2 separate regions of the Mus musculus genome follow, and region 2 is linked to region 1. Evidence: chromatin contacts called from ENCODE Hi-C data. All regions are on one chromosome and are shown on one strand. The core of a region is the stretch at or near the end of the contact, and the rest is flanking DNA. Distances in the headings are between cores, read along the strand shown.

Region 1 (3,823 bases), core at 672-3,171:
AGGAGTTTGTGCTGTCCTTCCACCATGTGGCTTCAGGGGACTCATCTCAACTCATCAGGTGTGGTACCAAAGGCCTTTACGCGCCTTGCAATCTTGCTGGCTCTAAGTCTTTCTTTTAAACAGCTTGTACATGCTCATAAAACAAAACCCGAAAGGAACAAAAAGGTTTTATATTGAAAATTTAAAAGTAGGTCACCTCCCAATAACCCAGTTCTTCTCCCCAGAGGCCACCACTGGTATCACTTTCCGAGTATTCGGTGCAGACAAGAACCGTCAGTCTCCCTTTACCCCTTCCCCGTCTTTATTCTGGAAAAAAATTTAAATCAACAAGGTCGCAAGGATAGTCCAGTAAACACCCTTTCCCAAAATTCACCAATTAACAATTGGCCACATTATGTGAAGTATTTTGCAAAGATGATTATCACCTAATGCTTGCAACACCTTACATTCATGTCAGTTTTGTCCATGTGGTCAGTGAGGTGCCAGTGAGGGCAAAAGACCTGCCCACAGCTGGATCAGAGCTGGGCTTTCCCCTCAGGCTGCAGGCACACTTTGATCTGGGCTCCTTCATTCCTGATTCCTTGTGCAGGAGAGCATTTCTTTCTCAAAATGGAAATGCACCTCCCCGGGGTAGTCACCAGATGACCAGTGGAAAAGTACGCAACTCTGAAGGCATTTCTCTCCTAAAGCCTCCTTGTGACCTGAGCGCAGCTGCTCTCAGTGCCACCACCTGCTCCAATATCACCTCCATTGTGAAGAATGAGTTAGTTCAGCCTGTTAAAAAACACAGGCTGACTTCTGGAACTGCCAGCCAGCTGAGCCTGGAATCTCAGGTCAAAGTGATTCCTCCTTTCTGTCTTGCCTCCCTCACTCTTTCCCTTTCCTCTCCTCCTTAGCCTCCTTATAAAGGTCTCATTACGGTCCAGACTGGCCTTAAACTCTCCACCCTCCTAGATCTACTTTCAGAGTTCTGGGACCACATACTCCTTTCTTGTTCCTCCTCCCCACACTTACACCTGCATACCTTGGGAACAGTTCTGCATGCTCTCTGCTTAGATCCATTTCACTGCTGCTGGGAACAATTTGCCTCCTAAGGAGCAGGGGTTGTCCCCCTCCATCCCCCTCCCCTCCGCCCATTCTGGACTCCTCTGTCGTTTCCTTTCCAAGTGGCCTTTTGCCTGGGAGTCTGGACAAGAGTGGCCTGTAGTATATAGTTCAGGCCCTTCTTGCAGAGTGACCTTGCACAAGCTATTCGCAGTGTCTGAGCTTTTGTCTCCTCAAGCACAAAACGGAGGTAAGAGTGCGTACGTAACTCTAGCAGAATTGGGCTCCCATAATAGAATTGACAACTCCTCACGGCTGCTGACATCTTCTAGTCACCTCGGAAACACTACGTCTTATTACTTAACTGCTCCGCGCGCCTCAGTTTCCTTACGTAAAACCGGAATGGTCACGGGAAGGTTATGGAACTTTAATGATCTAAAACACGGGAAGCACTTGAAACAATTTCTAGTCTTTATGGTGGCATCTGGGTCGACCACAGACCTAGCACACAGTAGGGGCGCAGGCTAGACGAGGCAGAAGGCCGCAGCGAAGAGACTACGAGAAAGACAGGGGCCCGCAGGGAGACCGCGGAGATCTCCGGCGTCCTTCCGGGAGCAGCCCAGCCCAACGCCGCAGCTGTCAGGCCGCGGGCGGCGGCGCCAGTCCACCAAACCTGAAAGTTCCATCCCAGCGCCTCCACCTTCCCAGCCTGGACAAGTTACCTTGCGCCCGCTGCTCCCGGTCCCGCCCCCGTCATCCATTGGTCGACGGGTTTCTTTGTTAGCAGGAGCGTGCGGGTGCCATTGGCTCGCGGGGCTGCCGGTTGCGGTGCCCCGCCCCACCCCGCCCCTCCCCGAGTGCGCGCGGCGCCCAGCTCGGTTCGTTCGCGGTGGCGGCGGGCGCCGGGTGAGCGCGACGGCTGGACTTGCCGGCCGGCGCCTTGGGGGCGGCCGCGGTGGAGCCAGCGGCCGGAGGCCGCGTCCGTCCATGGGCCCACAGCGGCCGGGCGGCGGGGCGGGGCGCGAGGCGGCGCGCGCGCTCTGAGGCCGCGGCGAGCAGGCGGGGCGCGGCGCGAGAGGGGAGGCCTTTCCGGGCCTGCGGCGGCCAGCGCAAAATGCGGCGGCGGCCGCGCTGAGTCCCCGACCCCCGGGAGAGCGCTGGGCCGTGGCGGCCCGCTCCGCGGCCGCCTAGCCGACATGTCGGCGGCCAAGGAAAACCCGTGCAGGAAATTTCAGGCCAACATCTTCAACAAGAGCAAGTGTCAGAACTGCTTCAAGCCCCGCGAGTCGCATCTGCTCAACGACGAGGACCTGACGCAGGTGAGCTGCCGCGGGTGCGGAGCTGAGAGTCCTGCCTGCGAGTCGTGCCGGGGAGCGCAGAGCCTGCGAAGGCCAAGAGAGAATAAAAATGGAGCAGGGAAAAAAAATGCGTGAGAGTTGGGGGATGGGGTTGGAATGGGGGCGGGAAGAGTATCGATAGAGCTGGGACAAAGGGAAAATCCTCAAGAATGCCGAAAAATAACATCCTTTCCCGTTCCCATAGCTCTGCCGTGTGATTCATGCTTGTTGGGTGACTCAAAAAAATGTCTGGTTTCCCTGGATAGGAACAAAGTGGGGCTTGCTTGCCACTTGTCAGTACTACCCCCCCCCTCGCCCCCCTCGCGACTTGTCTTGGGACTGGACGCAGACTTGGCCACCAAACTGTCCCAGGAATTGGCATGTTTGCGTGGGTCACCAGTTTCCATCTTGTGGAATAGAGCCTGCTCTCCTTCTAAGTCACTGTCACCGTCAGGGTCTGAAGAGAGATGAGGTGTTTCTCTTCAGATGGGTGGGTCTTGCTCTTGAACTGAAGGTAGGAATAGCTTTTGTCGAGGGGTAGGGGCTTCCCTTCTTGGTTTTGCTTTCTGGCCCAGGAGACCAAGAAGACCTGTACATTCTGGGGAAAGTTGGTTTCCCCCTCTGTCTGCCCTTAATTTGTTAGTCAGGATTTTGGACCAGGTTAGACGCTCTTCCTAACCCGTGTCAAAGTCACAGTCATGGAAAACAGAGTTCCAGACCTCCAAGTCACAGTCATGGAAAACATTGTCCTAGATTGCCAAAGACCTCCAACCCCGGAGCAGTGTAGGAGATTGGGAATTTGTGTTGGTACAAGGTCTCCAATTTGGGCAACTGGCCCTTGGGAACTGGTTGCTCTCCCGTTTCTGGTGTTGAGGATTCCTGGCCTTGTTTGCAGCACTTTGGGAAAGCACTATATATCCTGCTCCCCTTTCCCCTCGCCCACTTCCTTTGCCCCCTGCTTGCTGACTTCAGTGGAGTTCCCCACACGGTCCAGCCAGTGCCACCTAGTTGTAGCCACTCCTTTTGGAAAGAGCTGTTTAGACTGAAAACATTGCTTTGAAGTGCCCTGGTTTGGCTGTTTTTAAAGCCTTTATGGGCAAGCAGGCAGGCAAGCAAGGTTTGACTTGTTTTATGGGGCAAACTAGAGTGGAGTAGTAGGGCAGGGGTTATGGCCTCTTTCTCTGAGGTCAGATTTCCAATAGCCAGGAAGCAATCAGGAAGCTTAACCAGACTCTCCAAGTCTCAGTCATTGATTTGTGAGAATGCCAAGGGCCTTAGAGACCTGTCTATTTGGGAAGGGTAGGACTCTTGAAGAGAGAGAAATGTGATTTCCTCTTCTCATTTGGATCCTGTTCAGGGAAGCAGTATATGGGATATGCGGTTACTGCTTGTGACTTTCTGAGGTCTGACCTTGAATGAGGCCTTTACCTCTGTTTTAATTT
Region 2 (3,716 bases), core at 687-3,186, about 61 Mb after region 1:
GAGCTGTATGGTTTGAATTTCCACCTCTGTTCATGTCCACTAGAGAATTGAAAGCAACATCTATAAAGGACGTCTGCTACCTGCACTAAAGCAGAGTCATTCTTAAGAACAGAGGAGAAACACCCATGTGTACAGAGCAGATAAAAGACTGTGGCCTGTTCACACTGGGATATCAGCCTTAAAGACACAAAGTTTGACTTAACAAGCCACTGCCCTCCATAGCTCAATACTAAAATAGTTAACTCTTGTTAGGCATGGTATTCTTGTGTGTATGCATGTGCAAGAGTGTGAAGGAGGACATGTGTGGTGTGGGTGCATTGCACAGGTCAGAGGTCAACCCTGGGTCGAGATCCTCAGTGGCCATCTGCCTTGAGATAAGGCTCTCCCTGGGACCTACGGCTCACTGACTATGCTGGGCTAGCTGGCAAAGAAGGCCTCCATGGCTTCTGGAGGTCCAGAGGTGTATATTTTGACACAGTCACAGTTTAAAAGAAAATGTCATCCTATGAATGTGGATGACCCTTGAGAACTTGAGTCTCTCTGTGACAGGCCAGACATATAAGGGCAAGTGCCAGAAGATTCCAATTTGTGTGTTGCTCCTAGAGTTAGCAAACTGACAGGCAGTGCCGACTGAAGGCTGCTGGGAGACTGGGGCAGGAGTGGCACCTGGATCCAAATGGGACGAGCACTGCAGACGGACAGATGAAACTGCATTTGCCGTATCCTGATGCCAGTGCTACATACCTATAACCCCAGCAGCACTTAGGAAGTTGAGGCAGGAAAAATAAGTCCAGGGGCGGGGGGGTGGGGGGGGGAGCTATAGTGACACATGCTTGCAGTCCCAACACTTGGGAGGTGGAGGCACACGGATTATAAATCCGAGGCTATCCAAGGTCATAGAACAAGTTCTGGGCCAGGTTTGCACAAATGAGGCTTTGTCTCAGAAAAACAAAAAGTGAAGGCAATAGGTTAACTTTGTTAAATACACTTATCACAAGTAAGCATAAATATAAAACTATATAATTAAAAAGAAAACATTACTAGAAATGGCAGCGGGGTCAGGGGGTCGGGGGTGGGCAGAAAGCCCCTACCCACTGCTTGCAAAATTCCATTCTAAAATGGCCCACATCTGCCTCTGCCTTGGACACAGGCACACGAGGCTGTTGGGCTGGGCCGGCCAGAGGCAGCAGCTCACTTGTCAGTAAGGGCGTTCTTCTCCTTGGCGTCCTCTGCTCTTGTGCACTCAGCCCTGCGCAGTTGTCCCTCCAGGGTTTCACAGAGGAACTGAAGCTCCAGCACCTTGGCGTCCAGCGTCTGCAGCTCCTCTGCATGGGCGCGCTTCACTGCCGCCAGCACTGTGTCTTTCTCCCTGGCTTGACGGTCAAGCTCTTCATGTCTGAAACACAGGGGAGGGTCCCGCGGTGGCTCACTCAGTGCCCTGGAACCTTCCAAAGTGTTTGCCATCCTTTTCTTACACTACAGCTGTCCCTGACAAGATGGCTGACTCTGCAGGAGTAACTTGTGGGCGCGCTAGCTCTTCCCATGTAAGCAGATCTTCTTAGGTGCCGGGCTCTCGGAGGCCCCCAAAGCTCACACAGATACCAAAGCAGATTCACAAAACACTCCTAACAACCTACGCTTGACCAGCCATGGAAAACAGATGCCACCTGCCTCTCAGATGGGCAGACTCCTGAGCACTCCCTTAGTGTATCAGTTTGTCCGTACTGCACAAATAGTGGCATGAGAAAACACAAGAGAAAATTTCTTCCCCTCCCAAGTGTAACTGGGCAGCCTGAGTGTGTGGTGTGTGGTAGCTACAGTTACTGTTCCCTTTAGAAGAGAGAGTAAATGCGTCTTGCTGAGTCCACACTGAGCTTCCAGCTGGCATCCCCGCCCCACTCCTCGTTGACCGACTCCTTACTGTCCCAGCACCTCCCGAACCCTGCAGTACTGGGGGGAGGAGCAATGCTTTAACTGCATGGCTGAAGCTCCGCCTTGAGGCAGCACACCACCACTTCCTGGGTGTCCCAGACCTGGCAACGTGAAGAGCCTGCTGCAGTCAGAGGGACAGAATCCAGAGTCTACATCAGCAATAGTAGGGGGACATCAGCATGGCAAAGCTTGAGGCGATCGTCTAAAACTTATACACTAGCTAGTAAGACAGCCAAGGTCTAAATGTTAACGCTTAATTTTTAAATACTTATTTACCTAGTATGGAGGCATATGTGTGGAGTCAGTTCTCTCCTTTTACCACATGGGTTCCAGGGATGGAACTCAGGTCACCAGCTATGGTGACAAGTGACTTTATCCACAAAGCCATCTCATTTACCCATAAAAGTTAAAATTTAACTAAGGTTATATTTTTAAAAGCCTGTTTTAGACACTGGAGACTAAATCCAGAGTTTTCAACATTCTTAGTTTGTGTTTTATCAATGACCTGAATTGGACTCTTGGTCCTTAAAAAGTTTAAGCTTGGAGACACCGGATGCCTAACCCTCTCTGAGGAAGGAGAGCATGGTGCCAGCCACAGCAGCGTCCCAGCTCAGGCTGCCCGCCCACCTGCCACAGGGCTCTTGTCTCCAGTAAGCAAGATCTAGACTCTTTTCCAGTGGCACCACCCAGGCAGAAATACGCACTTCCTCCTGAAAGTCTCCTCAGCTTTCTTCTTGGCCAGCTGTGCCGAGTAAAGCTTCTTCTCCAAGCCCTTTATCCTAAACAGAAACCGTATCAGTAAAGAGCAGTTACGTAAGAGATCAAAGAGTAGAACGGAAAGATGCCAGGAAGGCAACGCCACCAGATCTAGTCCTTACGGCCACAATGCCTGGAGAACAGAACCTACGCACCGAGCGTCCTTCACGGCCTCCAGATCCTGGAGTTCCCGGGCACGCTCCTGCAGCTTCCTCTCTAATTCCACGTGTTCTGCTTCTGCCTTCTGCAGACTCTCTGCTGCCCGTGCTCCAGCGTCTCTCAGAGCTTGCAGCTCTTTGTTTAGTAGTTTTATCTGAGAAAGATTGAAAAGTTCCAGGAGAGGAGATGGGTAAAAGGAACAGTGTGAAGCCTGGCGTGGTCCCAGCGCTCGGCAGGCACAGGCAGGCGGAGCTCTAAGTTCAAGGCCAGCCTGGTCTACAGAGTGAGTTCCAAGATAGACGGGACTACACAGAGAAACCCTGTCTCAACAAACAAACAAACAAACAGACAGACTGACTGACTGACTGACTGACTAACAAAGGAACAGCATGGTATTCTGCAGCACTGGGTAATTAAAGTTGCAATGGTGATTCGAAGCCCAGGGCCAGCCAGTTACCTTGAGCTCATGTGTCAGGACTACGTTGCTCATGTCGTCAGCCCTCAGCTGGAACTCATGCTCTCTTCTCTGCATTTTAGATTCAAACTCCAGCAGCAGCTCCTGGGACAAAAGAGCCAGGAGTGAAGGAGAGTGGCTGCCGCCAAGGCCTCAGCTTAGGTGTGAGACTGACACACAGTGTGAATCACGGTTTTATACTACAAACAAAGTTTTCTGTTCTACAGATAAACTGCTTACCTCTATTTCCCTACCACCACTCTTCAATATCTGTACATCTATACACGCTTTTAATCCCAGCACTCAGGAGGCAGAGGCAAGCGGATTTCTGAGTTTGAGGCCAGCCTGGTCTACAGAGTGAGTTCTAGGACAGCCAAGGCTACACAGAGAAACCCTGTCTCGAAAAACAAACAAA

What was found. A loop is a pair of places that touch in the nucleus more often than their neighbours do.
Region 2: a loop to region 1 is called in a map of T-helper 17 cell, with 69 times the contacts of the local background. The contact joins the enhancer-like site here to the promoter of Mprip in region 1. A Hi-C loop is called at or near these places in 3 of 37 maps with a recorded cell type or tissue (T-helper 1 cell, T-helper 17 cell and regulatory T cell).

Annotation. Positions count from the first base shown.
Region 1 is chr11:59,660,586-59,664,408 of GRCm38, forward strand. It overlaps Mprip (myosin phosphatase Rho interacting protein), which reads left to right and starts at 1,922. Exons shown (of 24, transcript NM_001368931.1): 1 at 1,922-2,363. The coding sequence starts at 2,241.
Region 2 is chr11:120,900,680-120,904,395 of GRCm38, forward strand. Ccdc57 (coiled-coil domain containing 57) reads right to left here. Exons shown (of 19, transcript NM_027745.1): 4 at 3,305-3,406; 5 at 2,844-3,001; 6 at 2,637-2,711; 7 at 1,196-1,396. Among named protein-coding and RNA genes, the nearest start is that of A430102A20Rik, 30 kb to the right of the region's middle. Within about 2 kb of position 1,937, at least 1 of the 3 ENCODE cell types and tissues checked has a DNase peak (open chromatin) inside an H3K27ac peak, as active enhancers do.